Linked DNA regions of Mus musculus: region 1 is linked to region 2. Evidence: chromatin loops called from intact Hi-C (ENCODE). Cell type or tissue: left cerebral cortex. All regions are shown on one strand. Each heading gives the region's core, and the rest is flanking DNA. Links, peaks and the distances in the headings are about the cores only.

Region 1 (16,128 bases), core at 6,847-9,346, 62 kb after region 2:
ATTTAGGGGGTGTGGGGTTTAAATATTCTTGGTCCAGAGAATGGCATTATTAGGAGGTGTGGCCTTCTTGGAGGATGTCTGTCACTGTGTGGGTGGGCTTTGAGACCTTTCTCCTAGCTGCCTGTGAGACAGTCTTCCCCTGTCTGCCTTTGGAACAAGAGGTGGAACTCTTAGCTTCTTCAACACCATGCCTGCTTGAATTCTGCCATGCTTCCTGCCGTGATGATAATGGACTGACCCTCTGAACCTGTAAGCCAGCCCCAATTAAATGATGCCTTTAGCAGAGTTGCCTTGATCATGGTGTCTGTTCACAGCAATGGAAACTCTAACCAAGACAGAGGGTGATTCGTTTTCTTTTGTTATTGCAGAATTTCTACATCATAATTGATTATGAAAGATGATATAAATTTGAATATATATTATAAATAACTTTTAAAAGATCTCTCTACTTATAGAGGCTTCATTAATATATCTGGTTGCTTGTAGTTCAAAATTAAAATTAAAAAGAAATCCCCAAAGTGCTCATAGATCTGTGCACAAGTGCTTCTCTTCTTCCCTCCACCATTGGTTAATGCTTCATCTAACCCATTCTTGTCTTTACCCTTAATGTAGATGCTATTACTGATTCCTCCTATATTTTAATCATTGAAATATTTTTTCCAGGGTTGTTTATCTGGGGACAGGATGCTGGTTCTTTTGGTCCATTTTGGTGCTGAGTGCAGCTGGGATCATGGTTGCCTACACTACCTTGCTTTTGGTGAGTGATGCTTCTCATTTTTTTCCTCCTTAAACAGCCTCATGGGCTACTCCTTCCTGTGCTAGTGTATCTATCTGTAGTCCTTGATATTAGTAGAGTTGGAATTTACACCATCTCCTTCAATTTCATGCACAAGGAGTGGCTGAAGGAGATGTATGCTATTTAGAGTATGAGTCTAATAAAGCTGACCCTTGAGCAGGTGACAGAGCACCCCTATTTTATTCCTTCATTTAATACTCTATCCATTAATTTACTCAGTATTATCATTTAAATGCCAAGAGCTTTACACTCCTAGTCTGGGACTTATACAACAAACCAGTTCTACACAAACACTAGTCATGCAGTTCAGATGCAAACTATTTGTGTATGACCCTGCCTCTGTTGCATGACATGGTAAAGTCATGTTGCATGAAGAATGCACACCATGTAAGATATAGGTCCATGAAAAGGGAGAACCAAACAGAAAGATAACTCTAGGAAAAACTGTACTTACTTTAATTTCATAATTTCATGTTTCCACTGATTTCTCTCTGACACACGAGTCAATCCCTTAAATATGTTACAAATTGCAGTATTTTTCTTCTAAAATGTATTAATCATTGTGAAAATACTGTAATAAGTACTAAGTATGTAGAAATCAATATAAGTAAAATGTGGTTTCTATCTTCATGGGGAGCCCTTGATAGAAATAATGTGTTCACTCTGTTTCTCACTGATGGTTGAAACTCGGTGGGGGAGGGCGGTATTTGACCTACACTTTGAAAGGTGTAGTCTTCTGTAGTGGAGAAGGAAAGGTGGCAAGTGGCAGGCAAATGGAGTCTCTTGGCCAGGAAGCCAAGGGAGATCCATATTCTCCCGCCGCTCGCTTTGTCCTGTTTACTCAGCCTAAGGCCTCCGCCCAGGGAATGCTGCTGTCCATATTCAGAGTGAGTCTCCCTTCCTACGTCAGATCTTTCTGTTAAAAATCTCATACAAACATGCAGAAGTAGTTCCAGGGTGGTTCTAAATCCAATCACATTGACAAGGAAAATTAATCTTCACAGATCAGAATGAGATAAAGTTACGGCTGTTTCTTCATTCATTGTTTAGAATCTCTTAGACAACCAAGTCACAGAAAAATGTAACTGTTTCTGATGGAATTTTGTAATTATCATTAGAAATAGCCACATGAAACTTGTCAAGGCTTCTAAGAGGGAAGAGAGAGTTTCTAGCAAAGAACATCAAATAAAACTTGATAAAAGAGGTAGCACTGGAGGGCTGGGAGATAGCATAGTCAGTAAAGGGTCTCCAGAGTCAGAGCCAGGGCTGCAGTTGGGGCAGGGCAGAGGCAGGGAAGTTCTTGAAGCTCATTGACTAGGTAGCAATGAACTTCAGGTTCTGTGAAAGACCGTTCATCCAAAGATAAAAGTGGTCCATATACTTGTGTAAATGTATGCATATACATGACCACATGTGCAAACATCCACACCAAATACACACACACACACACACACACACACACACACACACACACACCCCAAAACGTAGCAGCATTGGAGTGGACTCTTGAACAGATAATGGTTTTGGACATATGGGAATTGAAATGGGAAGGAACATTGTGAGCTGAGAAAATATATTTGAGAGAGTAATAAGAGTTTAAATAAATTTGATATTTTGTTAGGAAAAGAATAGTGTAGAATAATGGGGAGACACAATGTGTGATAGATTTTGAAAGGCTTTGAAAGTAAGAGTAAGGTACTGGGCAAACATGGGTTTCTATTTTCAGAATATCTTTCTAGAAGTTGTGATGTGAAGGTAGAATCTTTCTTTTCAGTGAGAAAGATGCAGATGTAATGTATGCTCTAAGCTAAATTCTGGGCCACTGACTTGAACCTCGCTTATATACAATCAGTGGGGAAATAGGATTATTAGCTTCCAGCATGAGAATATTAGTGTCGATTTCAACAGACTCCTTAGCCTACATCTCTTGGACAATGGTGAGGAAGGAGAGAGGCCTGGCTTCACCCCCCCCCCCCTTCATTAGGGCGCTTGCTTTGAGAGCTCAGTGTGAAGCTCAGTGGAGAGAGTGCTGTGCACTGTGCAAGGCCCGGGTTTGATCCCCAGCAGTGAAGAACAACGGTTATTGAGTAGTAATTTTGGTCAAGGTTACTATAACTTGACCAAACTCTCCTAAGCTTTGGTTGCTCTTTAAATGAGAATGATGTTTAATAAAATGGTATTTTTATAGGGCCGAGTAAAAATAAATAAAATCGTGTACACCAAATTATTGTAGTAAAAGGTAAGTGCTTTGTACACGCGTATGCTAACATATGAGGACTCAGGTTTGCAGTTTCTGTGTTCATACTGACTTGGAGACTGGCTAGATTTAGACTACGATTTAAAGTGTATTGAGCATATTCCAACTGTAATGACAATCAACATCATCAATACCAGTCCTGGAAAGAGCTTTTAAATGACCCTTGGGAGAGTTGGCTCGGAAACTCTCTTGTTAGTGAATCTAAGCACTATCAGGCATGAAGTCCATCACAGAGAAAATGGTGTGCAGAAATTCAGGAAGCATCAGTGATAATGGCTGTGAGATCCCAGAGGAAAGAATAATGAATTCTTCCTAGGATGCTAATAGAAGCTACGGACAGGAAGTGACATTTGAACTGGCTTCAAGGGTCAGTGGCATGGGGAAGATGAGCCTAAAAGGGACGAGAAGTACCATGGCAAGAGAGAATAAAGGGTAGCCCCACGAAGCAAAGGTGGTGCCCATCCTGAGAGGCTCCTGAGCCACTGGGCTGTTCTGGGTTTGACTTTAGTAAGCTGGAAATAATCACCTCGCCTCCTTTGCTTTGCAGTTGCTTGGGTTTCTGTTGCTCTGGGAAAGGATTGAACTAAACTTGCACACTTCTCATAAGGTAAGACAGCGTGGTCCTCACGGGAGTCCACAGACAGGATGGCGGGGGCTGCCCAGCGCTCCATGCTCCGTGTGCATCTGGCCCTCTTTTTGTGCTGTTTAACTGAAATACCTAAACTCCTGAAATAGGAACTGACTTGCCAAGCTTGCTGAGTCGATACCACCTTTTTCTTTCTTTCTCCCACTGGTTCATGTCATATTCCCCAGCTTTGCTCTTTCTGCCCCAGTGAAATCGTAGGCACATTTCTTACTTTTGCCGTTTCTTTCCATCACAATAGCATTCTCATTTAAGTCAGTAAAATTGTGGTTCACAGTAGTAACCCCATCCCCAACTTTCTAAACTTCTACTTCTAAAACATTCTATGTCCTCTATTTGGACTTGACTCAGCCTCTGCCTGTCATGAGGGAGAGGGCAGTGGCTCTTTTCACAATGACATTTTCCTTGGGTTAGTGCCTGCTTCCTCTGAAACTTCTTTAAGATCTGAGTGACCTTTCCTTAACTGAATCCTTTTAAAACGATACCACCATGGCTTCTCTCAATCAGTTTGTACCTGGTCCTCAGAGACCAGGCAACCTCATTCCACCCTCTGTGTACCAATAGCACACTTGCAACATGGAGTTTCTAACTTTGTCCTGCCATTGATAGATCAGCTCAAGTGGCATCAGCTCAAGTGGCATGTTCTTCCTTTTTTTTTTTTTTTTTAATAGACCTCCTCAAGCACGGTTGTGACCGCGTGCTTATGTTTCTCCAAATCTGGGAACACATCAAGTCTTTTGAGTGGCATCCTTAAATCTCTTCTTACTTAAATGAGAAATTCAAATTGGAAGTCTAACTTAAAGATTATTAAAATATATGGAAATTGAAGCCATAACTGTTGCATGAGAAGAATATATATCAAAAAGAAAAGAAAAGGCCTTAGTGCTAATACTATCCATTTTAGACATTGGACACAAGAAACTTATTCCATCAGCCCCCTTTCAACAAATCTTCAACCGAGACATTGCTGGTGTCCCACTTTTATTAAGTACAGCTATTATCTTCAGCCAGGAGCAGATGAGGCATGTGCTCTAAGCTAAATTCTAGCCACGAATCGCCTTCCCCTCTTCATTCACAACCAGCAAGAAATTGTTTTGTTAGTTTCTAAAGTGGGAATGCTAGTATCCAATTAAGTCATAAGTTTTAGCAAACTTTTTTTTTTTACCTTACCTTGTTTGGATACATGTAATGATTATTGAATCAGTTTCAGAGAACAAAGTGCTGCTTAAATCTTAAATTCTGGTATCCCAAAGTGAAAATCTCTGATATATGTTCCTATTAGTAAAGTTAGACTGGTTTATAAAATTATGTTTTCTTCTTGTCTGGCATCATCCTTAGAATTAGTTCCTATACATCTTCAATGGGATTTTTGTCCATCAAGTTGATAAAATTTTGCCATTGTTTTTCAAACCTTCTTGCCCTGAAGTGTTTCTGGATCTAACTGCAGTTATGAATCTGTGGTAGTGAGAAGTGGTGGAGGGGGTTTTGAGAGAATGTGACTTTCCCTTGGAAGGTAATTACTTTGGTTAGGCCTTCAAACTAGCAAGAACAAGACCTATTGAGTCTGATTTTATTGGCAAGGGGGATTCTTTAGGGCTTGCAAGTCTACTTTTATCCTTTTCCAGAATAACTCAGAAGGCATAGGATTAGCAGCAGGTCTAGACTCTCTAGATTACCCAGGAAAGCCCAGAGAGTGCTTTTAGATCGCAGTGATGAGTCAAAGTCCTTGTAAACATGCTAATAACTTGACTTCCTTATAAAAACCCTAAGGTATCAGTTAGCTAGTAATAATGGGATGCCTCTGAAATTTTCTAACAAGATAGACCTAATATATCTTGGTTGCTTTTATTTTAAATAAGCCTGGAATTACAGTTTTTTTTTAAATGATGGAAAAGGACTTGCTGGAGCTGTATAATTAATAGAGTGATAGATAAGGATGCTATGTACACAAAACGGCTTCTTCTGTAAGGCAGCATTTCTATATATTTGGCTCAAAACGCACCTCATGTTCTAAGCTCAAAATCAGAATGCTTGACAAATGTGGACGAGTAAAGAAAGCTCTCCCGAGTAGCTGTGTTTTACATGATCAGATTTCCCCAAGAGAAAATATTTTATTTGTACCCTATGATTGCTTCCATCCTTTAATTCATCTGTAAAGCTTGGTGTTGAATAAGAGGTAAATTCGCCAGTTCAACTGCTAAATGCATTTAGTTTGCTAATAGGCTGGTTACTTTAAGTTTATGTATTTGAGAGCTTTGCTTGCACTTCTTTATTTTTTAAGTCAAAGAGGAGGAAAAGGTTTGTAATAACTGTTATTGAAATTGAGTGGGTGGCTAAGGATGAAAATCATTGAAACTGGCCTGGCTTAAGGATGGAGATACTAGATTGGTAGAAGCATCCAGCCACACAATTATGTAATTCCTTCTAGTCACGCTATACAGCAAAGACTTAAGAACGATGAAAGTGAGTTATTGGAGCCACCTAACACTGAGGACTCACAAGGTAACTAGATAGAAAAGACAGGGCCTAAGGCAGTATAACTAATCATATGCAATTCACAAGGACAGTTCTGATTCAAATCTGGTGTCTGGAAGTAAAAACAAAACAAAACAAACACCCATCTCTTTCCCCAGGTCTTCATTTGCCTAGTCATTGTCCTGTGCTCCTTCTTACTTGCTGTTTTAAGCCATTTCTGGAAGGACAAGTGGCTGATAGCTGGACTGTCACTGCAGGTAAGCATCGCTCTATAGTTCTCAGCCCAATGTCCATATGTGGCTAGTCTGACTTTTGGCTTTTCCCCAGATCTTTGCTCCCTTCGTGCACCTGAGCCTTATAACTGTGATGATTATAATTTCCTGGCCTCTATCCATCTGTGTGGCCCGCTTGGAATCAGAAGGTACATGATGTGAGGTGGAACATTGCACATACCACTCAAAGAAACAGAAATGATAGCTAGCTACCCATGTACCTTTTTGAAATTTCTTTAGCATATTATGAAGGCATTTTTTTCCTATGGTATCACTTACCAACCTCTGTAGCCTATCATAGTATTTCTATAACTAAGTTAGCCTTCTTCTGAGAAGGATTCTTTTAGAAAAACATCTTTTTCCCTCTATGTTAATGCACACCATTTATCTGGGGCAATGGGGACAGCAGAGGGCATCTTAATTCTGCTTTGACCTGAATGCTACTTATAAGACGTAGCCTGTCACAAACGTCACTGGTTTCAATTAATACTATGTCCTGAGAGCGCTGGTTCTATCAGGCAACCCAGAGAAGTCCTCTGTGAGTCCCTGTTCTACCCAGCAACTTAAAGAGTCAAGAATGGCTGCCACTGCAGCTGGATTCTTCTCTATTCTTTTGCAATGATAGTGGAAACAGGACAATGAGCTCTGAATGCTGAACTGCTTTGCAAATGCAAAACAGTGGGGGTCTTCTTTCTCCATCCCTCTTTTTACTATTGGTTAAGTAAAGGACACTTGCTTCCTAGCTTGTGGGAGGTTGCAGGCACGTGAAGGGTTGGCTTAATATTGGTGCTGGTGTGTGTGTGTGTGTGTGTGTGTGTGTGTGTGTGTGTGTGGTGATTGTAGTACATTTTAGAAAATATTTCTAGGGCAGGAACTTAAAGTGAACATCAATAAACTATTTTCTCTATTTTAGTTAAAGTAAGAAGATACAGGATGGCAGATTACGAGCAAGAAATACAGGAGAGGTGTAATGTATTCCAAAGGTTAAGAGGTTAGAGATGGTGATCTCAATTTGAAAGTCACTGACGCATAGGTAGTAATTTAAACAACGTACAAGTGGGCGGGAATCTTCAGAGGTCTAAAACAGAAGGTGTTGGGAAGCAGTTGATAATAGAAATTAAAGATAGCTTGTGGTATGGGAGCTGGTATGGGTGGAGGTGTGGGAAGAAGAGAAAGAAGGAAGAAACAAGACTAGTATTTATCAACTATGATAAGCCAGCACTGTTGCACCACCTCTGTGAGCAGTGTTAGCTGCCAGACAGACCTAATTTACAGAAAAAAGGTGAAGACCCAGAGAAGTTACATCATGTATCCTCAGTTACCATAAGAGGTGATAGAGCTTATACCCACATTCCTGCCACTTGGTACCTTTCCCACTACACTGCTCCGCCCTAAGTTAGAAAGTCTCTTGAGATGATCTTTGCAGCCATCAGGGCTCTTTCAGAGCCAGCCAAGCTCCTCTTCTGAGATGCTGTTTCTAATATTTCCTTCCTTCTCTTCCCTCCCCTCCCTCGTGCAGCCTCCTTTCCCTTCCTCCCACCCACCTTCTGTACTGTTTTTCCATTTTTACTTTCAAGTTCCAGCAATATTGCCTTAATAATAATTTCTTTGTCTGAAATGTAGGTCAGTGGTAGAGCACTTGCCTGGCAAATATGTGGTCTGGATTCAATACCCAGCCCTGAAAAAAGTCTTATATCTGAACAATCCTGTGTATGTATATCTAACCCCCTGAAAGAGGATGTAATAGAAATAGAAAAGCAAATCATGGCCTGGCTGCTGCCTTGGGAAGTTAGCTTTTTGAAATGGCTCTCCATCCCTCTTCCTTTTTACCCACTTGTCTCTGCTTCCAACTTTTTCAGCTCTACAAATAGCTGCTGGACTGTCCTTCCTGATCATTCTTTTATGCCTTTATTTGATGCCACTGGGGATTTATTCTCCCTGTATTCTGAAGAAGGAGAATTTAGGGCCTAAGCCCACCCTCTTTGGACATAGAGGTGCACCCATGGTAGGTCTGAGAATATTGAGCTTGGACGAAGGTAAGTGGGTATGGTACTGTGGATGAGAGGAGGGAACCTCAGAAACATCAGCAACCCTGGAGAGGAAAAGGAATCTTGGCATAACAAGAATAAAGACTTGTATATGTTGTATTTGAACTGAGGTCATCTAACTCCTGGTCAGCTTCTCTTTACAGTGCCCAGTGTTTGGCCTCTTTGACAAGAGAGCACAGGGAACCAAGCTCTGCTTTTCAAAGCCCTTTCATTCCCAGGCTCTATGCCTACCACAAAAGAAATGTTGGGAGGAACGACTCTAAGGCATAGGGATTAATGTCCCCTTTCTTCCATAGTTGGCGCCAGAGAATACCATGATGTCCTTTGAGAAGGCTGTTGAATTAGATGTTTCTGGCCTGGAGACAGATATATACTTAAGGTAGGACTAGGGTAGAGTGGAAGAGGGGATTTGTCCAATGTCAGGGGATAGGACCAGTTGGCTCAAGGTGTAAAGAGAATAAGCCTTGAAGAGTTTCCTCCATGTTTGAATAGCATATTTGCACATGCCATATATATTAACCATGTCTCCCTTATAAAATATATTCCTTTACCTCTGTCTTCTTTACCAAAAGCTCACAAACCACATGCAATTCAAGTGGTTTTCCAGTGTAAACCACTAACCCAAACTCAGGACTTACTCATTAACATTCCCTAGATATCTGCTATATTCTAGGCTGCCTTCTGAGTGTTCAGGAGACGCAGTTGAGTGAGATACAGTCATCTGTACCTTCCTGGGGTGAAGGAGATGTGGCATAGTTACAGGTGAGCACAGAACAAGGCCATTTGTGATAACAAGCCTTTCAGAGAAGACTAAATCAAGTGCAAGGGAGCCTCAGTGAAGGAGAAGGATACTTCCTATTCTGTGAAAGAAATCATCTATATGCTCAAAGTTATGTGTGGGTTAACCTTAAAGGAAAATATTCTACTAACCAGAGATGAAGTCATTCCAGACAAAAGCATCAACCTATTTGAAGGTATATTAATGAGCAATAAACAAGTCACAGAGACCCATAAATGTGTAGTGGAAAGTCAGGGTGTCAGAGGCTAGGTGGCTTATTGATTTTTGTTGTTGTTGTTGATTTGTTTCTTTGTATTTGTTTGTTTGCTTAAGCATGTATACATGTGTGCCATGGTGTGTAGTAACCGAGGCCATAGGATGGAGTTGGTTCTTCCTTTCCATCATGTGGACCCCAGAGATCAAAATCAGGTTGTCACATTTGAGAGAATGTGACTTTCCCTTGGAAGGTAACCTCTAAGATGATACCTGTTCTTGAAGACAAAAAGAGTTCCTTATAGATAACAAAAATATGGATTTTGTTTTTCCATCTGTTCATCTAACTTTTGATCTTTTGATTGGAGAATTAAGGCCATTAATATTTAAAGTTATTATTAAAAAGTGTGTGTTGATAACCATCAATTTATTGCCTTTTTGCTATTTGTCTTCTTAGTCCTATTTTATATTTCAGTAATTATAACTTCATTTGTTTACTTTCTGAAGCGTTTGGGCCCCACCTATCTATAGGTAATCAATGGTCACTGAGAGTGGGAGAATCTGTTTTCTCCAGGGACAAGCTTTTTGATAGGTCACCCAACCCTAGGTGGTCCCTAAACACATGCATATATGACCAACACCAAATAGACTTAGTTTGTTTATTTTTATATATGTCAATAATGTTTATAGAAGTAGAGGTCATGAATGAGGGCATACAACAGGAGTTGGAGCAGGGACAGAAAGTAGTGGAAATTATGTAAATATAGTACTCATGTAAGAAATTCTAGAAAATAAATTCAAAGATTAAAATGAAAAAAAAACATTACAGTAGTGTAAAGTATTATTAAAAATAAGTGAACCACTTAGCAAATTAGCAAAAAGCCATGTATAGATATTTTATACTAGAAGATATACAGGTAACAAGTTCATAAGTGCACATCTTTTCAACTTCATTAGATATTAGGAAAATATGAGTAGTACTAGCATTACTCATCTATCTGAATGTCTTAGGAGAGAGCAAGATGGCAAATCTGATTCAAATCCTCTAATGATAATCTTACCATAGACATACCCTTTTGAACAGCTATTCATTTACAAGAGCCAAGAAAGCCAGGGAAGGGACCATACTGCCTGGTTTTAGTAAAATAATAAGGAAGGATTTATTGAAGAAGCAGGAAGAAAAGAATTGCCAATCAGCCTTCCTTCAATTCTCAGAAGCATGGAGAGAGAAGAGGGAGTGATGGGAGGAGAGAATCAAGTACAGGACTTAGACCTCAAATCCAACGTCAGGCCTGTCAGGTGCCTGTAGACCCTGTCCTCAGACCAACACTCATGACTACTGAACTACTAGAATTGTGTTAACTAGCTACCGGATTACCTCTACCACCTCTCTCCCAATGTTGACTAGCAGAGAAGAAAGCAAGATTCTACTTTCTGGGAGCAAAGCACAAAAGCTACCACAGGACTTTGCCTACTTTGGAGAAGACCTGCGTCAGGTAGAAACTAAACACCCATCCTGCTGAGGTCTTAGACAGAGCCTCTAGGTATGCTTGAGCCTCAGTCAGAGAGACCTCAGAATCCGGACAGACTCAAGTTTTGGCCCAGTCCATTATCAGCCTTGGGTTGGGCTTGTTCACTCCCACTCCCAAACACCCAGCCCATGCAGGGCCCTGTGAGATTCAAGTGCATCAGCCTTGGCAGCTTAAAGACTTCCTGTGCTACCTGTTGCCAAGCCTTGGGCAGCACAGGTATTCCTCGGCTAGTCCTCAGAGATGGAGATTTTAGAATTTCCCTAGATCTATATCCCAGTGGGATACATTTGTCTTCTGGCTTGATTCACCAGCAGCTGTAGTGCGAGCCTGGATATACCCCTGAAGCTTTGCAGGTCCTAATGGAAAACTCAGTTATGACTTATTAGCTTTTGAGTACACGTCACTGGTGACAGGGCAGATGTAGAGGGGTCCATCTGCAAGTACGGGGCAGAGAAAGCTGTACTACCAGAGGTGAGCCACCAAGGCTGGATCGTAAGTTGGGATGGAGTACATTAACACTATCCCAACTTGGATAGCAAGACTATGCTGTGGAGAGGATGTGGTAACAAGCATAGGACTTTGCCTTGGAGATTAATACTGGATGTATGAAACCTCACACTGGTCAGAACCCTAACAGTCCCTGTCCTCAGGCCTATCTGTGGAAAGGCCCTCTACAACAGCCCTGGTTTATTGGTTTTTTTTTTTCCTTCCCAGTGCCACCTGTGACTGATTGCAGCAGACTCTGGCTATGAGTTAGCAGTAGGCAGTCAACAACAGTGTAGAATTCAATTCTTGACAGTCTGTCTGCTGTGAGTGTGACAGTGTTGCAGTTTTGGTGGCCCTATATTAGAATGGCATAGAGGCCTGGGGCTGGTCCCTCCATGGTACTTATATCCAGAGAGGGCAGAGTCTTCAGTGTCTAAATACCTCCTGGTGACTGTGGGTGAAATTGTTCAGACTAATATAACTCTCTGCAGAGGTTTAGATACTTCTCTAGTTCACTCCATGAGCAAATTAGCATCTGGGGATTTGAAGTAAGCGTGGGCTTGGACCACCCTCTAGTGCTGAAACAGTGGCAGTGCTCCTGCAGTGACTCCAGCACACATGGCTGCAGAAATTACTATAGACCAACAGAAAACACATAGCCTGCATAGACTTTCTAGAAAAGTAAGCACAAAGCCAGAGTACAAAAACTGAAGCAACTACATCACACACTAATAAGCATCAGGGATGTTCATGGAACTATAACCTCACCTGACAGTTGAAATAAGGTACCAGGAGGTGAACAAATGGTAACTAGTATAGTCTTTGATAGTGAACTTAAGACGTTTTAAAGAAACTTGATGACCTTCAAAAGAAAACAGAATGATTCAGTACTCAGAGAAACTTGACAGCAATGGAAGCATTTTTTAAAAATAAAGCTTAGTTGAGCTGAAATGACACAGTAAGTCATTAAAAATCTAGGAGATAGAAGAGACCAATACAGGAAAGAAGTAATGAACTCAGAAACAGGCTATTTGAAACCATAATTGGAGAGAAAAAAGAATATAAAGCATGAAGAATACTTGAACAGCTTTAGAGTAGAATTAGAAGAGCAAAGATTCAATCTGTTGGGTTTCAAGAGGGATTTAGTAATTCCACGTGGATATGCAACTCGTCAGAAAGTTAGTGATGAAAATGGAAACTTCCAAATCCTCAGGAGGAAACAAATATCCAGGGACAGGAAAGTCAGAGGTCACTAATCACTCAACAAAACCTGCCCCAAAGCATGACGATGTCAAACTTTCAAAAGGCAAAAAGGATATCCTCAAAGTAATAAGTGTTGGTATCAGGACCCCTGACATCACATCTAGGCAACAGCGTGACCCACACACCCTTTGCCAAGGCAACAGCCATCGTATTCCCAGAATCCACTTGACTCACCTCCCATCATTACCTGTGGCTACGTCAATATCTATATTTAAAAGGAAGACCCCTCTGATCTCCCTCTTTCTTTCCCCCTTCCCTTTCTGCTGCCACCTTGCCCTTTTCTCTCTCAATAAACCTCAAGTGGAACTGTTTGGTCTGGTGTGGTCTTTCTGGAGCCACACAACGATCACAACAAGTGTTCCCTGAGTACCTAAGACAGACAGACATATCGTTGTGGACCAGGAGAGGTGCATGTGAGTTCTAGGAGTTAAAGGTTCTCCACGGAACCACTTTGATCACAGCCAATGTGAATGTATTAGTTGCTTTCCTCATCACTGAGACCAATACCTGGCCCAAGTGGCCTGGAGAAGGAAAGATTTGGTTTGGGACTCACTGTTATGGGGGGATTCCATCCATGATGACAGGGAGAACACAGTAGAGCTGGCTACTTTATCCTGAGCCAGAAAGCAGAAAAAATGGAGATACTAGCATTTGTCTTTGTGAAAGTTGGGTTGCCACAACTTGACATAAACCTAGACATAACTTGGAAGATGGGATTTAATTGAGAAATCATTTTCATAGGATTGGCCTGGAGGCCAGTCTGTAGGGCATTTCCTCAACTAATAATTGACTGATGTCGGAGGACCAGCCCAAATAATAAGACAAATATTAATAGGCCTAAAGGTATATATAGACACCAATACCATAATAGTAAGAATTCTAGTTTGCATTACCAACAATGGATGATAATCCAGAGAGAGTCAATAAAGAAATGACAGAGTTAAGTTGTGCTCAACACCAAATGTTCCCAACAGACATCTATAGAACATGATATCAAATAGCTTCAGAACATAGATTCTTCTTAACAACACATTCAACACAACAACATTTAAGATAAATCATAAATCATATGATAAGACATAAAACAAATCTTAACACATTTTTAAAAATAGAAAGCATATTATGTATTTTTTCTAACTACCTTCCTTTCTTCCACAAAATTGCAAAATACAAACTCAGCACACAGAAATCTGTAATACTGAGAGTTTGTATTTGTGAGGTCCTAGGTCCAATTGTGGGGTTCCTAGCACCACACTCAATCAATAGTAGCATTGCTATGGCTAGTAAGTGGTCAGTTATCAAGAGATAGAAATCAAGATAGGTAGAAATCAAGAGGTGGGGGCTGGAATAGGTAAAGTGTTTGTTGTGTAAGCATGAAGACCAAAGCTCTAATTTCCAGCACCCAAATAAAAGCTAGACATGGTATCACACATTTGTATCCCCAATGCTGAGGGAACAGAGATAGGAAGGTTCCCATGTGCTAGCAGGTCTTGCTAGTTGGTGATCTCCAGGTTTTTGTAAGAGACCCTATTTCAATGAGTAAGATGGAAAGAGATAGAGGAAGATACCTGACACCAACCTCTGCCATCCACACATGAATGCATGGGATGACTTACTTGTGCGCACACACACATACACACACTCACACACACACAAAAGAAATGTGACATCAAGATCTGGGCATGGTAATACATACTTAAAATCCCAGCCTTGAAAGGCAGAGGTAGGAGAATCATGAGTTCAAGGTCACCTTGCACTACATAGTAAGACCCTCTCTCAAACAAACAAACAAACAAAATCAAGAAAACATTTTCATTTATACTAGATGCAAAGCAATATAACACTTGGGAATATGTTTGAAAAGATAAAAGATCTCAGTCCCCTAAAACCTATAGAACATTGGTGAAGAAATGGAAAGACACACAAAACATAAACATGTCCTAGATTTGTGAAATGGGAGACTCTGTGCTATTAAAACATCCATAGTACCCAAAGGACTCTATGGATTTGTGTGATCCTTGTCAACAGATCAATGACAGTTTTCACAGACCTAGAAAAAAGAGTTTTAAAATTGTATGAGACTACTAAAAAACCATAAACAACAGTTTGGAGGAAAAAGAACAAACTAGAAGGAATTATACTATGGATCTTCAAAATCTATTACTATGCTATGGTAATAAAAATAGCATGGATAGCCAGGTGTGGTGGCTCATGTTTTATTCCTAGAACTCGGGAGCTGAATGATAAGCCATTCCTGGCTTTGAGGGCCAGAGCTTCTGGGTTCTGTGTTTCAGTGTATTGCTCCATTTTCAAATCCCCTGCTCTTTGAATGACCTGTTACATATTTGTGTGTGGCAGTAATAGAAGTGTTCATATGTGTGGGCACATGTAGAGAGCAGAAGTTGGCATTGGCATACCTTTCTCTCTCATTCTTTGCACCCCTGCCTCACACAGAATCTCTCATTGAACTTGGATCTCATTATCTAGATTAGAATGGATGGCCAGGGAGCCCTCAAGATCTACCTGTCTCTACTTCCTAGTGCTGGAGTTACAAATGTGTGCTGTGTCCAGGTTTTATGTGGGTGCTAGGATCTTAACTTAGGTTCTCATGCTTGCATAGCAAGTACTTTACCAACTGGGCCACTCTCCAACCATAGTTGTAAATTTTATCCAGCAGGATTTTTATCTAATTACTATAGTTTTCATCACCAGAATTTCAATTTCTTCTTATAACACACACACACACACTACCTGTAGACAAGGTTTAAACTAGACATCACCTGCTTCAACCTCCTGCATGTTTTATCCCACCAAAGTTGGCTCTACAGAAATATTTTATATTCATGTTTACTTTGCATGTTAGTTGCAAATTTATAATATTATTCCATACTATCTAGTGTCCTTGTCTAATCCTATCCACTGTTATTTTTTAGTTTGTCTCTGTCAAAGAAGCTCACTGGCATATATGGACATATTCTTGGATCTTTACATCTCAAAGTTTTTATTACATGCTAGACATTGTAATTTTACATGGATGGGGGCTACTTTTGTTGTTTCCCTAAAGAATGTTGGGCTTTTTCTAGCAGGTCGATGAAGTAGAAGTACTTCTAACTAGTTTGATCCTCTGAAGAGGTCTTAAGCACTCTTATGGAGGTACTTAAGTGGATGTACACTGTTCTAGGTCTAAGTTATCTTCATTTCTAAGGTATGTCTTTCTCGAATCTGTAACGAATACCCATGCAATTACTGAGGTCTCTCCTCTCTTGTTGAATGGAATCGACTGACTCACACCTCATGTGAGTTCTGCCATTTGGGGGATTCTGATAATTTTTCTTTTCTTGAAAGTTGTTTGTCTAAAGTTTCTA
Region 2 (16,128 bases), core at 7,412-9,911:
TGTGTGTGTATTTGAGGTGGAGGGTTAAGTGCACATGTATGTGGATGCCCAAGGAGACCAAAGGCATAGGATCCCCTCAAGTGAAGGAAGAGGCAGTTTGTCCACTGCCCAGGATGGCCACTGAGGCTTCTCTTCATTCTCCTTTACCCCCACCCTGCCTCATGGAATTTTAAATGCGCAGTTAGGAGTCAGAAGAAGATTTGGTTATATAGCTGGCTTTGCCTCTTTACATAGGGCAAGTCTGTTTATTTCTGGAGGCCTTACTTCCTTTGTCTTAAAATAACGAGGTTAAATCATTGTTAGTCTTGTGTATTATAAGTCTCTTTCTTCTGTGCCCACTACTTCAACAGTGTCTACAAGCTTTGGAGTTTCTACATTCAAACCAAGTCATTCACAGGGACATCAAGAGTGACAATATTCTGCTGGGAATGGATGGCTCTGTCAAGTTAAGTAAGTAGGAGTCTTAGGAGTGGTAACACTTAACTCTGCACATGGGGCTAAATCTCTTTTGGGATGGTAATTAAATAATAGTAACTATAACAGTCATTAAATAGACTTAAGTATTTTGTAAAATATGAGATATATTTCTCTGTATTATATTGTGTCTTACAGTGTCTTTTCACTATTTTTTCAATTCTTTTACACATTATAACACTTCCCTCCTGAAGGCCTACTTCTGAGGTTCTCTGATAGGCGCTGAGGGTACATTTTACCAGCTTTCAAGAAGCTTTCTGTCTAGTATGAGAGACTTGTAATGAATTAGAAAAACGGATTTATGTAACTTTACTTATTCTGTTATTTATTCAGCAAATGTTTTACATGCCAGTCTCTTCTGGGGTACAGAGAAGATAGTCTTCACTATCGGCTCTATCAATTTAGATAAATGTGTAGCTTCAATATAGTGTGAATGAACTACAGGTAGTTTTTTGTACAAAGGAGTGAAAGCAGTTGCCGAGACAGAGGCTATGCCATAAGTGGGTAAACAGTTTATGAGAGGACTATTGGTGCAGGGTGAGGACTTGTTAAAAGTAGGGCCATACTTACGTGTTGGTGGTTGGGTTTTAATTCTGAGACTTTTGTCCAGAGGATAATGGAATGAGTTAATTATAAGACTCTGAGTTATAGGAATGTTTTTTAACCATTTGGTTTGAGGAAAAGGCAGGAGGCTAGAGATATTGTTCTTAATATTTCTCCTACTGTTCATGGTTGAATGAGCAGTGGACTAGTAGCAGTGAGGTGTGTCCTGCTTTGGTGAGACAGAGATTGCAGACAAAGCCTGCTGCCCATGTGTAAGGACACAGCACTTACTGATGGAGTATCCTAAGTGTGTCTTTCTTCTCCCCCTTTCTAGCTGACTTTGGATTCTGTGCACAGATAACTCCAGAGCAGAGCAAAAGGAGCACCATGGTGGGAACTCCATATTGGATGGCACCTGAAGTTGTGACACGCAAGGCCTATGGACCCAAGGTTGACATCTGGTCCCTGGGCATTATGGCAATTGAAATGATTGAGGGGGAGCCCCCATACCTCAATGAAAACCCTTTGAGAGTAAGTGTTCTCATCTTCTTGCAAAGTATTTGGGCAACTGACTCTAATCCTAGGAAATTGTACTCAGGCTCTTCTCTCTGTATACCCGGGCATAGTTATACATTCTTGTACTCCTAGACTTACAAGACTGGGATAAGAAGATTGCCAGTTTTTGAGACAAACTTGTCTCAAAAGCAAAAATATGGACCTGGTAAGATGACTCAGTGAGTTAAGGCTCTTCCTGCCAAGCCTGATGACTTGAGTTTAATCCAGGGACATACATGGTGAAAAGAGAACCAATTATCACAACCTGCCCTTTGATTCCCATATGAGATATATGGTACACATGTGCCCACACTAAATACATGTGTATACACTAAATAAATAAGTATATATAACATGCATTCAACAGATACTGTTGAATTTAAAATATAAATGAGCCGGGTGTGGTGGCGCATGCCTTTAATCCCAGCACTTGGGAGGCAGAGGCAGGCGGATTTCTGAGTTCGAGGCCAGCCTGGTCTACAAAGTGAGTTCCAGGACAGCCAAGGCTATACAGAGAAACCCTGTCTCGAAAAACCAAACCAAAAAAAAAAAAAAAATTGTTCTGATAATACCAAGTGATTCTAGAGTAGCAGATGGTAACTGCTATGGAGAAAAAAAATGTAGAATAAGAGCAATTGACAGAGTGATAGGGAAGGCTTTATTTAGAGGAACGTTTTCTTTTATTAGTTATTTCAGCAGAAACATGAAGGAGTTAAAGGAGTAAGCCATGAGATTTAGTTTCATGCAAGTGTTTACAGGTATCAAGAATCCCATTTGGTTTTTGCCTGGAAAAATCATCGGAGGCTATTATTTCCCAAAAAGGAGAGAGGAGAAAGTAGACTGGTAGCCAGAGTCAGCAATAAGAAAGGGCCAGCCACTAAGTCTTGTGGGCCAGTGTGAGAACTTGGCTTTTATTTTGCATCATTAGAAAGGATTTTCAGCTAGATAATAAGAGGATCCAGTCTGTACTTGAAATGAATGAATGGTTAGGCTGCTTCTTTAGGAAATAGACAATGAGAGACTAACAGGATAGTTCAGACAAGAGTGGTTGCTTGGGTCAGAATACAGGTGAGAAGTAGACTTGGGAAGAGCTGCCAGGATGCCCTGAATAGTAAAGAAGTGGAATCAGCAGTCACCACGGCACGCAGTGCTGACAAGTTCAGTTGTCCTTTGTTACTTCTCTGTTTGGTCTGCTGTGATGAAAGTACTGGGACCGAGGCAAGTTACAGGAGAAAGGAATGTATGCTTATGTTTCCAAGGGGATAAGAGTTCATGATAATAAGGAAGTGGCAAGTATGTTAGCAGGAACTGGATGCTGAGAGCTTCTATCTTGAAATACATGTGAGCCAGAGAACAAACTGGAAGTAGGGCAAACAAAACCGAGAGCTCTGAAACTCTGCCTCCAGCAAGGCCTTCATGGCCAGTTAGTAGATTGATGGGAACACATGCCTAACTTGAGTAAAACCCATAAGAGCAGAAAAGGAGAAAACTGAGATGGCATTTACAAGTGTTTTCTCCTCTTACATGAGTTTTGTTACGAAGGGTGACAGGGAAATGGAGCAGTCTCTCTCTTTCTTTGTTTTTGTTTTTGTGTTTTGTTTTTCTTCAAAACAGGGTTTCTGTATAGCCCTGGCTGTCCTGGAGCTCTCTCTGTAGACCAGGCTGGCCTCGAACTCAGAAATCCGTCTGCCTCTGCCTCCCAAGTGCTGGGATTAAAGACGTGCACCACCACTGCCCAGCAGTCTCTTGTAGAGTTGAAAAGGGTCAGCTAAAGGCTGTGTGTTAGCTAGTGGAAGGGAATTGGTGGTAATGGGAGAAGAAATAGAGTATACAATAAAGATGCAAGGAAGGCGGTGACTTCGATTGTGGACAAATAGGAATAGGAAGTTACTTTGTTTTTACTTTCTCACTTAGTTCATCTTCCTATCTAGTGCAGGAATTCCCCTGTAAGAATATCTACGCTTAACTACATGCTCAGATCACCCTTGGATAGTTCCAGTTGCTGGAAAGTGCTTCATTGTCTCAAAAGGAAACTTTCTTCTCTAGTTTCGACTTTATTGTCCCAGCTTTGCTCTCTCACTCCACATGTAACACAACCTCCTCTGCCTCAGATATGAAGGTAATCAGTGTGGTGTGGTGGAAATAAAACTGAATTAGAGTCAGCACGTGCACTCAGAACAGTGAATGCAACGGCTGGAGAGCCTTACATGTGAAATGGGAATAACCATTTTGCCCCACCTCTGAGTTACTGTGGTCACTTAAAATGAGTGTAGCTGGGTGTGGTAGTGCACACCTTTAATCCCAGCACTAGAAGTCAGAGGCAGGCAAATCTCCTATGTTCAAGGCCAGCGAGGGCTATACAGAGAAACCCTGTCCTGAAAAACAAAGCAAACAAACAAGAGTGAGAGATGGGGAGAGAGAGCGAGAGCGAGCTTTGTAATTAAAGAGCTTAGTGTTTATGAAGGTTTACTATTACTGTTTTTCTTCTCCCAAGAGCTGCTTCATATTAGAGCAGGGAAGCAGCAGCGAAACCGTTGCTGTCTCGCCAAGCATGGCTTTTTCCTCTTGGGTGGAAGCCTCAGCAGCACATTTCTGCCAACAACTAAACAAAGGGACGTTTACCTTGCCGTGCTAAGTGAAGAATAAACCCTTAGGTTTGTAACACCTCATACGTTTACAAAGTGCTTTCCAAATGCACGCTAAAGACATTTTTGTGGCTATATAAAGCATTATATAGCAAAGAAGTTATATGTTAGGTGCATATATACAGTCATATGACTGTGAATGTCAAGCCTGATTAGGTTAGTATGTTCTCTTCAGGACATCCCCGCTGATCAGAGCTGTGTGTCAGAGCACACAGAAGCTGGCTGTATTTTAGAGAACGTGTCTCGATAGTAACAGAAAGAACCTCAGGGAGAGCACCACGTGACTCTTCATTTGTATTGCTAGGCCTTGTACCTCATTGCTACCAATGGGACGCCAGAGCTTCAGAACCCAGAGAAGTTGTCAGCTATTTTCCGGGACTTCCTGAACCGCTGTCTTGAGATGGATGTGGAGAAGAGAGGCTCAGCTAAAGAGCTGCTGCAGGTAACTGTCCTTCTGCAGGGAGGTGCCTACCCAAACCTTTTCATCTCATTTTTGTCTGCGTTTGCTGATTTTAGGCTTCTTTCCTACCATTTCACTTTGTATTTCTAGCTCCCTGTCACTCTTGGGCTTTGCCAAGTCTGCCCTCTGTTCCTCACCCTATATCCCCCTCCCCCAAGTCCCTGGTCTCCAAGAGGATGTCCCCGTCCCCACCCCACCAGACCTCCCCACTCACTGGGGCCTCAAATCTCTTGAGGGTTAGGTGCATCTTCTCTGACTGAGTCTAGACCCTGCAGTCCTCTGCTGTATATGTGTCTGGGGCCTCATATCACCTGCTGTATGCTTCCTGGTTGGTGGCTCAGTGTGTGAGAGCTCTCTGTGGGTCCAGGTTAATAGATACTGCTGGTCTTCCTATTGGGGGTCGCCCTTCTCAGCTTCTTTCAGTTATTTCCTAATTCAACCACAAGGGTTCTCAGCTTCTGTCCATTGATTGGGCATAAATATCCGAATCTGACTCAGCTGCTTGGTGTGCCTCTTGGAGGGCAGTCATGATAGGCTTCTGTTTGTAAGCACACCATAGCATCAGTAATACTGTAATCAGGCCTTGGAGCCTCCTCTTGAGCTGGATCCCAAATTGGGCCTGTCGCTGGACCTCCTTTCCCTCAGGCTCTTCTCCATTTTTGTCCCTGCTGTTCTTTCAGACAGGAACAATTCTGGGTCAGAATTTTTGACTGTGGGATAGCAACACCATCCCTCCACTTGATGTCCTGTCTTTCTACTGGGAGTAGATTCTACTAGTTCCCTCTTCCCACTGTAGGGCATTTCATCTGAAGTTCCATCCTTTGAGTCCTAAGAGTCTCTCTCACCTCCCAGGTCTCTGGTGCATTCTAGAGGGTACCCCCCACCTCCTACCTCCTGGGATTGCCTGTTTACATTCTTTCTGCTGGCCCTCAGGGCTTTAGTCCTGTCTCCCCCCACCCCCAATACCCGATCATGTTTCCCCTTTTCCCTCCTTGTCCCTTTTTCCACCCAGGTTCCTCCCCTCCCTCTGTGTCGCCCCACCCCCACCCCCTGTGATTGCTTTCTTCTTCTCCCAAGTAGGATTGAGGCATCCTCACTTGGGCCCTTCCCCTTGTTAACCTCCTTGAGTTCGGTGGATTGTATCCTGGTATTCTGTACTTTTTTGGCAAATATCCACTTATTAGTGAGTACATACCATGCATGTCCTTTTGGGTCTGAGTTACTTCACTCAGGATGATATTTTCTCATTCTGTCCATTTGCCTGCAAAACTCATGATGTCCTTCTTAATACTTAATTGCTGAGTAGTATTCCATTGTGAAAATGAACCACATTTTCTGTGTCTCTTCTTCCATTGTGGATCATCTGGGTTGTTTCCAGCTTCTGGCTATCACAAATAAGGCCACTATGAACATGTGCTCCTGTGGCATGGTGGGACATCTTTTGGGTATATGACCAAGAGTGGTATAACTGGGTCTTCAAGTAGATCTATTTCCAATTTTCTGAGGAACCTCCTGATTGATTTCCAGAGTAGTTGTACCAGTTATCCCACCAGCAATGGAGGAGTGTTCCTCTTTCTCAACATCCTCGCCAACATGTGCTGTTATCTGAGTTTTTTATCTTAGCCATTCTGATTGGTGTAAGGTGGAATCTCAGGGTTGTTTTGATTTGCATTTCCCTAATCACTAAGGATTTTGAACATTTCTTTAAGTGTTTCTCGGCCATTCGAGATTCCTCTGTTGTGAATTCTCTGTTTAGCTCTATACCCCATTTTTTGATTGGGTTGTTTGGTTTTTTGGAGATAGCTTCTTGAGTTCTTTATATATTTTGGATATTAGCCCTCTATTGGATGTGGGGTTAATGAAGATTTTTCCCAATCTCCTTAACTTGTCAGTGTTATCTGGTAAACGTTCAAATCCTAGACTTTTCAGAAACTTTAATCATGAAGTTTCATATCTGCTTCTCCTGTGAGAACATATGGATAGAAAGATATAGGAAGAGATATTGGAATTCATATATTTAAGCTTTATCCATGATCATCCATAGTTCTCAGTTCCTCTGTGTATCCTCACTCTGTCCCAATGAAACTTGAATCAACTTTCAGCAAAGAGTGTCTCTGTATATATCTCCATGTGAGTGTCTGTACACATACATAATAATGCTAACTATAGGAATTATAAGAATGATAAAAGAATGAGATGTGTTAAGTAATTACAAACCTCACATTTGCTCAGACAAGGAAATTTAGCTCTGATCTTTATTATCAAATGGAAGAAAGAATCTATATCTTCAAGATAAATGTAAAAAACAAAAATCAAACCCCCAAAACAATCCACCAGTTTAAGTAAGAGACTCTGAGTTACATAAAAAATTATTTCCTATAACATTTTCATATGATATTTTTCTCTTAAATAATTTTTTAAATTGGAAGTATGGCTCAAAGTACATTACAATGTAACATTGTAAAGGACCTTAAAGTCCTTACTGGAATACTTCGCCTTGCTGGAGTCAAAGAGTGAACAAAAGATTCTTAGCCACATATGGTGCATGCTTATAGTTCCAGCTAACAGGTCGAGGGCTGGAGTTTAAGACGAAAGATAGGTGTCTTCTCCAGAAAGAATAGTTACTCTGTTGTTGCCAGAGGTGAATTTTACCCAGGAACAAACAAAACCATGTAAAATGAACTTCTTGTCTTACTTCTTTCACTCAAAATGTCTGTGGATCCATTGTGCTTTCAGTGTGTTAGTTACTGTGCTAATATTCTATATAATGGCATATGACTATGGAACTATTAATTTTTTGAGCTTTTTTTTTTCTTACAGTTAATGACTTACAAATAAAACTTGTATACTTGGTCAATGAGATAACTTACTGGGTATGAGCACCTGCTGCCAAGTCTGACAACTTGAGGACAATTTTCCTGTACCTGTAGTCGTGAAAAGAATTCCTTCTTGCAAATGGACCTACACACACATGCACATCATGGCATGGATGCACCCCCCCCACACACACACAAAAGGATAAATAAACAAGTCAATTCAAGGATGATCTGTCACTGAGGCCCTTACTGTCTGGTAATAGCTGCTATGTAAGAATGGCAAACACTCAACTCATTTGGTTTTTTCTTCTTCTAGCATCAGTTCCTGAAGATTGCCAAGCCCCTCTCTAGCCTGACTCCACTGATTGCTGCAGCAAAAGAGGCAACCAAGAACAATCACTGAAACCACGCTCATCCCAGCCTCATGTGCCAAGCCTTCTATGAAATAAACACTTGTTTCAGGAACTCCGACCCCTCATGTCCTCTTCTCCTTTCCTTGCTTCTCCCATTTCCTGATCTAGTGCTCCCAAGACTTTGATCCTTGGAAACTGTCTAGCACTGAAGAGAATTGCAACTGGACGAGTAATCCAGCAGAGGCCATTTCTAAATAGGAATTCCCTTCCAGTTTGTGGGCATGGAGGGAACTGATGAGCAAGGGTTTACCCGAATAAACCTGTTTCTACGAAACAGAATCTCAGCCATCCCATTCCTTACCCCTCACAATCAGTTCTTAACTATATAAACTTTTGGTTTGATAGCATTATCGATTTGAGATCAGTTGAAATTGCTTTACTTTTTTATTTCTGTGACTAAATTGCCTGAACACCTCATTGTATTTGAAAACCATAACAGCTTTGAAATGCCACGGGGCCTGATAATCTGCCAGGGACAGGAAGAGGCTCTGTTTCCCGAACCATGCCCTTGGTGCAGCTGATCCTGACATGGGAGAACGACCATGTTTTTCTTTGTGTGTGCTTCTAGCAGCTGTTTTGGAGAACCATGACCCAGTAGTGTTCCCTGTGCTATTTCTAGTGAAATGGTCTTAGCTATGTAGCAGCTTTTGATTCCCTGCATCCCCTAGGCTGCTGCTTGCATTCTGTCCTTATTTATAGCATTGAGAGATTTCCTAGAGCACATGCTGAGTAAGAGAAGTGTGAGAAGTCAGAGGGAAAGTGCAGCTACTTTTAGCACATGGCTGGCTTCAGCACCTGTCCGGCTATACTTGTGTGATATTTCAAGATCTCAGCCTCTGTTTCTACCTGGGACTCAGATCTTCTGGTAGCTTAACTATTTCAGTCGAAAGAGAAGGTCTCTAAATCCGAGATGATGTGCTACTAGTAATAAGGGGACCCTGTTTTTAAGTGCATGACCAAGCTCTCTGCAAGTGGACATGCTTACTCTCTGCAAATGGACGCGTATTGCGGGTGTTTGCTACCTCCTGCCCTCCTCATGGTTTTGGTTCTCCTGCTGTGGTAGGATGCTTGGCCAGCATTGTGGCTTGTCATGCCAGCCCCATTGCCTACCTTGTCATGCTCAGAGGTCCTACTGCCTCAGCAGCACAAGTTTCTATTTCCTTCAATAAAAGGAGATGAAAATATTCTACAGGAAGTGTGTCTTTTTTCCCCCTCTCTTTTTTGTTTTTCCCTTTCTCATGAAGTACTACTCATGATTCTTCATAAACTGTTTGAAAGTAAGTTGCAGTTGGATGCCCCTTACCATTATAGATGTCCGTCTGTAGTCTTTTGTTTTTGTCTTAATTAGAGATTTATTGATGTGAAGAGACACCATGACCATGGCACATCTTACAATGGAAAGCATTTAATTGAGGTTGGCTTACATTTCAGAGGTTTAGTCTATTATTGTCATGGCAGGAAACATGGTAGCCTGCAGGCAGACATGGTGCTAGAGAAGGAGCTGAGAGTTCTACATCTTGATCCACAAGCAACAGGAGACTGTCACACTGGCCTGACTTGAGCTTCTTAGACTTCAGAGGCCACTCCTGGTAATACTTCTTCCAACAAAGTCCCACATCCTAATACTACCACTCCCTATGGACAGGTATTTGTGAGTCCTGGGAGCCATTCGTATTGAAACCACACTTTCTAAAAAACATTTTTAGTTTAGATATACATTAAAAGAACTTAGCAAAAACAAAACAAAAAAGTGTGTGTCATTTAAAGATCAATTATAAATACACATGTATTTAGTGCCCATATAAGAAACGGAATACATGTAATAGTCTAGAACAGTCTTCATCTTGCATTTCCCTTACGCCGGCCCCAACTCCCAGTGGTAACCACTGCTACACTAGGCGAAATATGCAGCTATGCTCTCACAATATACAAATACATTCCACAGCAGCTCCTCCTCCCAAGTTGGTTCGTCCCCCTCAAGATTGCTTCTAAGAACGATGTGGTTGTATATAGGGCAGATCAATACTCCAACTTGTTAAGATAAGCACAGATTCAACATTAAGTTGAAAGAGAGAACTCTAAGGATACCAAATGCAACAGCAGCTGTTGTAGGTCTAAAGTCTTGGCATCTGAGATTGCTCTGCTCAGGGGTATCTCCTCAGTGTGCAGTCTAAGTGTCCTGGGCTGCCATTCATGAGGGCCTTGGAGTTCTTTCCCAGGCTCACTGGTGTTAGAATTAATTTCTGACATTGGAGGGTAACCATCTAGAGCAGCGTTCTCAACCTTCCTAATGCTAGGACTCTTGAAAGTTAGTTCCTTCTGTTGTGGTGACCCCAACCATACAATTATTTTTGTTGCTACTTTATAACTAATTTTGCTACTGTTATGAATAGTAATGTAAATATCTGTATTTTCTGATGGTCTTAGGTTGAAAGGGTCCTTTGACCCCCAAAGGAGTCTCTACCAACAGGTTGAGAACTGCTGATCTAGAAGAAACAAGTAGCATAATGGTAGCTGAAATCAATTGTTTCATTTCCGCTCACCCACAATAAGTATGTCCTTGGATAAACTACTTAAATATCTGAACGTCAGCTTCCAGATCTGCAAAGTAGGTATAATAATAATAGTATCTACCTCTAAGTTCCTGAGGGAATAAAATAGTTCATGTGAGGCATTTGGTACAATCCCTGGAACATGGCAAATGCAGACCTATTTTGTAATGCTTGAAGTGACCTGGTTTGTCAGGAAACTTTATGCTAACTCTGACTCTCACTGGCACTAAAATAGGAGCCTTACATAATAATCTATATCTAGGAGTCTAAGTTATACTTTAACATTTCAATCAAAACTACTTTCTAATCATAAAATCAACAATCACTTAAACATTGGTAAAAACTTGTATCTGCTGGTCATGGCAGTGAAAAGGTCTGTAATCTCCATCTTTGGGAGATAGATGCAGAAAAATAACATGGGCTGCACTGTGTTATTTTGTTTCAAAAACTAGACCAAAATAACAAATTGTATATGGTCAAAGGTGCTTGTCCAGACGGTTAAAAAGGCAGAAAAACAAAACTGAGCTTCTCTTCTTGGTAAGTTGCTAAGTGATAAAATACCTAGCAGTATTTCATATCTCTTCTAGACTTGGAGTTCAATTTTTTTTTTTTTTTTTAACTAGGGTTGTGTTAAAAGCAAAGGGAAATGGGGCAGGGCTGGAGAGATGGCTCAGCAATTCTGGGCTCTTGCAGAAGAGCTAACTTTGGTCCCCAGTACCAGGATCTGATTCCCTCTTGGTGTCTATAGGCACCCGCAGACATGGCATACACTCACACAGACATACACATAAAAATAAAAGATTTGGATGTCACTAAGATGCTCAGGAGATAAAGGCATTTATGAAGCCTGCCTATGTGAGTTCGATGCACACACACACACACACACACACACACACACAATAAAAGAAATCCAAGAGTAATACAAGAGGTTTTTTTTTCTTTTAAGAAGGATCACGGAGCTGGGCATGGTGGTGCACGCCTTTAATCCCAGCACTCGGGAGGCAGGGGGATTTCTGAGTTTGAGGCCAGCCTGGTCTACAAATGAGTTCCAGGTCAGTCAGGGCTACACAGAGAAACCCTGTCTCAAAAAACCAAAAGAAAAAAAAAAGAAAAAAAAAAAAGAAGGGTCACTTGTCAGACAGAAACACTATGCATATTTAGCAAATAAAGCACTTAACGAAAGCTTCATCCAAGTTTTGGGCTTGATGCATTGCTGCTGGATAGTTGTTGAGGGTCTGGCACCAAGCCTCAGCATGCTGCCAAGAAAAAGAAATCAGAAGCTGGCACAAGATAGGTGGCATATGTACTCAAAAGTATATCCCTTTCTTCATGTCAGTGCTCTCCTTCTGTTGATTTAGATAGATGCCAACCTTTGACCTTCACTCATTCTTAAGGCCAAGCACTGAGTTAGTGAAACTGCTCTTAGGATAATAAAGTTTATCTGTATTATAATTGGTTTGGAGAACTACTGTACTCAACATCAAACTGCAGAGAACTTAGGGGCTGGCTACAGTTTTTAAATTACCAACATTTATTTGGCTGAGAAATCTCTAAGCTAAGGGGAACCTCTATCACTGCAGATGCTTAAATGTGTGTTGATGCCTGCATGTTTGTGATTATGTCTCCCAAGTGTTTGAAATAGGCCTGATAGTTAACAAAAAACACCAAACACTCGTGTGTGTGTGTGTGTGTGTGTGTGTGTGTGTGTGTGTGTGTGTGTGTGTGTGTGTTTAGCAGAATTTGTCAAAAAAAAAAAATAGTGTTCAGGCTCATACTTAGCATGTGCAAGGCCCCTTGAGTTAAAACTAGTTTCAAATATTGTCAAAATAAGTACACAAATAAAGAACAAAAGATGAAAAAATGATGTAACACTGATCATCAGAAAAGTTTTGGTTTTTTGTTTTTCGAGACAGGGTTTCTCTGTATAGCCCTGGCTGTCCTGGAACTCACTCTGTAGACCAGGCTGGCCTCGAACTCAGAGGTCTGCCTGCCTCTGCCTCCCAAGTGCTGGGATTAAAGGCGTGTGCCACCACGCCCGGCCCAGAAAAGGTTTTTACCTCAAGTTTTCTTATAAAAATTGTTGACCTAAGTTTCTAAAGAAGCTAGAATTTTAAAGAAACTAATGACAGGCTTTCAGTTTTTAATTTTGAAAGAATTAAAACAAACAGACACAGTGTCTCCAAAACCGGTGAGATGGCTCAGTGAGTGGATGTGCTTGAGTCTGTCCCTGACATTCACATGTTGGAAAGAGACAGCCCACTTCCAAAAGTTATCCTCTGACTTCCATGCGTGCAAACAACTCCCTCAAAAAACAAAACAAAACAAAACAGTTTCTTTAACACAATCTTTTTTTTTTTTGTTTTGTTTTCTTTTTGGCTTTTCACAACAGGGTTTCTCTGTGTAGCCCTGGCTGTCCTGGAACTCACTTTGTAGACCAGGCTGGCCTCGAACTCAGAAATCTGCCTGCCTCTGCCTCCCGAGTGCTGGGATTAAAGGCATGCACCACCACGCCTGGCTTTACTTTAATACAATCTTATTGGAGTTTGTCACTCTTACTTTCTGTCTAGGATCAGATAGGGTCCAAGAACTGATTATCTATGGCAAAGCACAGTTGAACTAGAGGAATACTATACCGACAAAACTGTATGCTTTCACAACGTACAAACGTATTCCACAGCAGCTCATTCTCCCAGGTTGGTTCGTCCCCCTCAAGACATTTCTAAGAACGATGTGGTTGTATATAGGTCTAGCCTAAGCACTGAGAGTGCTGAGGCTAGGCAGATCAATACTCCAACTTGTTAAGATAAGCACAACTTTCAGTTGAAAGAAATAACTCTAAGGAGACCAAATGCAACAGAAGCTGTTGTAGGTCTAAAGTCTTGGCATACTGATGGAGTAAAAAGAAACTATAAAATAAATTATCTCCTAATTATCAGTGTGAGCCTGTGGTTTTAAGAAACCTCAATCCCAAGTTAGCTTTCACTACTGATTTCTAACAGCCTCACACAGAAACTTGTTAAATACATGCATTCTTTGAATGAAAGACACAACTTACTGACATGATCAGTTCTTGCATATTCTTTTTAGCCTGTTTTGAATGCTTTAATTTTGTTTGTCTTGCTTGACCACAGATTTGGCTCACATCCAAGACACCAAGAACTACAGCTTACTTCAGTGTCTCCTGATACATGACAGTGGTGGTGGTGGGGGCGGGGGGTGGGGGGCTCTCAACAAGCAATCAGAATGAAAATTTGAAAAAGTCTGCCTATCACAAAAGACTAACCCTTTGACTGCTACCAAATCTCAGAGGGTGCCAGCAGCTTAGGGTTTCAGAATCTAATTGCAAAGAAAGGGTAAATACTTCAAAGCTTGAGCTTCGTTTCTTCATCTACACAATCATCACTCCATGCACTTGACACCATGCAACTGGAAGGCATACTCAAGGGAATTCAGTGTAGTCAGAAAAGATGTGGCCACTGTATGCATTTGAAGGGTTGGTGGGTCTGTAGCCTCCAAGTACTTCTATAAACAACCATTAACTGACTCTTGCCTAGAGCTTCAATTGGCACTGGTAATAAAAAGATGAGCAGATGCATTTGTCTTAGTTATTTTTCTCTGGCCATGAGAACACCTTGGTCAAAGCAATTTAGAGAACGGTTTCAGGGGATGAGTTCACGACCATCATGGCATACATTGGGGGAGGGGTGCAGTCATGGCACTAGAGTAGTAGCTGAGAGCTTACATTTTAAGCCATAGATAGCTACTGGAAATAGATGGGCTTTTGAAACCTCAAAGCCTACCCACAGTGATACAAGTGACTCCAACAAGGCCATGCCTCTTAATCCTTCCCAAACAGTTCTACCTACTGGAACCAATACTCAAACGTATGAGCCTATGAAGGCCATTCTCATTGAAACCACTATAGTGGTCTAGCCAGTAGGAGTTACATTACAAAACTTCAGCAAACAAAATAAGTAATTAACACCAGTGTGGCTAATGCAGTAACAAAAGATTTATTTGGAAGGAGATAGACGTTATTTAGAGTCTGCTGACAAAGGCATAGCAATGAACAAGATTTTCCTAAGCTGAGCCTCATATCAAGACTTACCAAAGAGGCTGAAGAGATGACTCACTGGTTAAGAGCACTGACTGCCCTTTAGAGTACTCAGGTTCAATTCCTAGCACCCACGTGGCAGCCCACAACCATCAGTAACTCCAGTCTCAGGTGATCTGACATCCTCTTCTGGTATACTTCTATACATGCAAGATGTCTATATCTATATCTGTGTCTATGTCTATGTCTAATCTACATCATCTATATTGATATAGATATAAAGAGTTACTGGATAAAAGTTGAGAGCAGGAAAAGAGTTTGGCAGTAGGGACAGCATGAGAGAAGACACATGACAGCATAAGAGATCAGATCAAGGCTTTGTAGATGCCACTGTCCATTGCTGATTGCTGCAATCATGGTTAATCCTACTGTGTCCTTCACAGTGAGCCCTTGGGCTGCACCTGCTTTAAGCTGTTTGCAGACCAAGTTTCAAAGACAGCAGAAAACTTTCATGCTCTGAGCACTGTAGAGGAAGGATTTGGTTATAAAGATTCTTCTTTTCACAGAATTATTCCAAGATTCATGAACCAAGTTGGCAACTTTACACACCACAATGGCACTGGTGGCAGGTCCATTTATGGGGAGAAACTTGAGGATGAGAACTCAATCCTGAAGCATACGGGTCCCGGCATCTTGTCATGGCAAACACTGGGCCAAACACAAATGGTGCCCAGTTTTTTCATCTTAAGTGCAAAGGCTGAGTGACTGGGTGGCAAACATGTGGACTTTGGGAAGGTGGTAGCAGGCATGAACATTATGGAAGCCATGGATCAAGACCAGCAAGATGATCATCAGTGCTTACTGGGGACAACTCTAATTTTTCTGACTTGTGGGCATCTTATCTCTCCCCCCCCCCGATTTCTGTAGCTCAGAAGGCTGCCCCAACTCCGTCTGCTTGCAATACCCTGTAACCTCCTCTGCTCTTACTGAAGGTCTTCAGGCTTCCCCTCCAAGCCTAGCTAGATTGCAGAGTTAAGTTTATGGTTATGAAGAAAAATAAATGAGAAAAAGGGATCAATTTAAAAAGTCTGGTGTTGCTGGGGAATCCAGCTAAGTGGGAATGGAGACAGAGGGAATGTGAGAATGGAGAAAGGGAAGGAACACAACTTAAGAAGACTAAACTTCAGGGATGCATTTTAAGAACAGTCAGTGTTGTTAGAAGATCAGCATGACTTGCTGTTGGGGGGGCTTTGGGAGAGTGTGAGTGGTAAAATTGGCTCTCTCTTAAGCAGTTGCTGCACACTGAGAAATTTAGGGGCTTTTATTGGGCCTTGAAATACAAGAAAACGAGTAGAAGACATGGAAAGAAGTGGACAAGAAATATTCCAACAAGCAAAACAGAATTTGGTCACTCTGCCAGACTGCAAAGGAAAGGGAGGTGCCAAGAATGAGATGCTGGTTTCAGGCCCTGTCATTTAGAGCCACAGGAGATGGGACAAACATGAAAAGATTGAATTTAATCCATAGTTTACAGAGTTCGAAGTACATACAACAGCATATGCTACTGAAGACAGCCAATGTGCTGTCCAGTTTCTGATTCAGTGAGACCTTGTATT

The links. A loop is a pair of places that touch in the nucleus more often than their neighbours do. Peaks named below come from ENCODE experiments on the same cell type or tissue, not always from the same donor. Only the 100,000 strongest peaks of a DNase experiment are listed, where the experiment ranks them.
Region 1: a loop joins it to region 2, with 2.1 times the contacts of the local background. A loop is called at or near these places in 2 of 42 quality-filtered maps.

The regions. Positions count from the first base shown.
Region 1 is chr7:97,965,594-97,981,721 of GRCm38, forward strand. It overlaps Gdpd4 (glycerophosphodiester phosphodiesterase domain containing 4), which reads left to right. Exons shown (of 18, transcript NM_177696.3): 4 at 664-757; 5 at 3,601-3,660; 6 at 6,330-6,428; 7 at 6,499-6,592; 8 at 7,357-7,434; 9 at 8,303-8,448; 10 at 8,788-8,870. Among named protein-coding and RNA genes, the nearest start is that of Gdpd4, 54 kb to the left of the region's middle. In left cerebral cortex, for the core only: no CTCF peak of the experiment used is centred there; a DNase peak (open chromatin) is centred at 8,026; H3K27ac peaks cover 916 bases.
Region 2 is chr7:97,903,287-97,919,414 of GRCm38, forward strand. It overlaps Pak1 (p21 (RAC1) activated kinase 1), which reads left to right. Exons shown (of 15, transcript NM_011035.2): 12 at 351-450; 13 at 1,352-1,548; 14 at 4,522-4,659; 15 at 7,810-9,095. The coding sequence ends at 7,896. Among named protein-coding and RNA genes, the nearest start is that of Gdpd4, 8.6 kb to the right of the region's middle. In left cerebral cortex, for the core only: no CTCF peak of the experiment used is centred there; a DNase peak (open chromatin) is centred at 8,598; H3K27ac peaks cover 1,187 bases.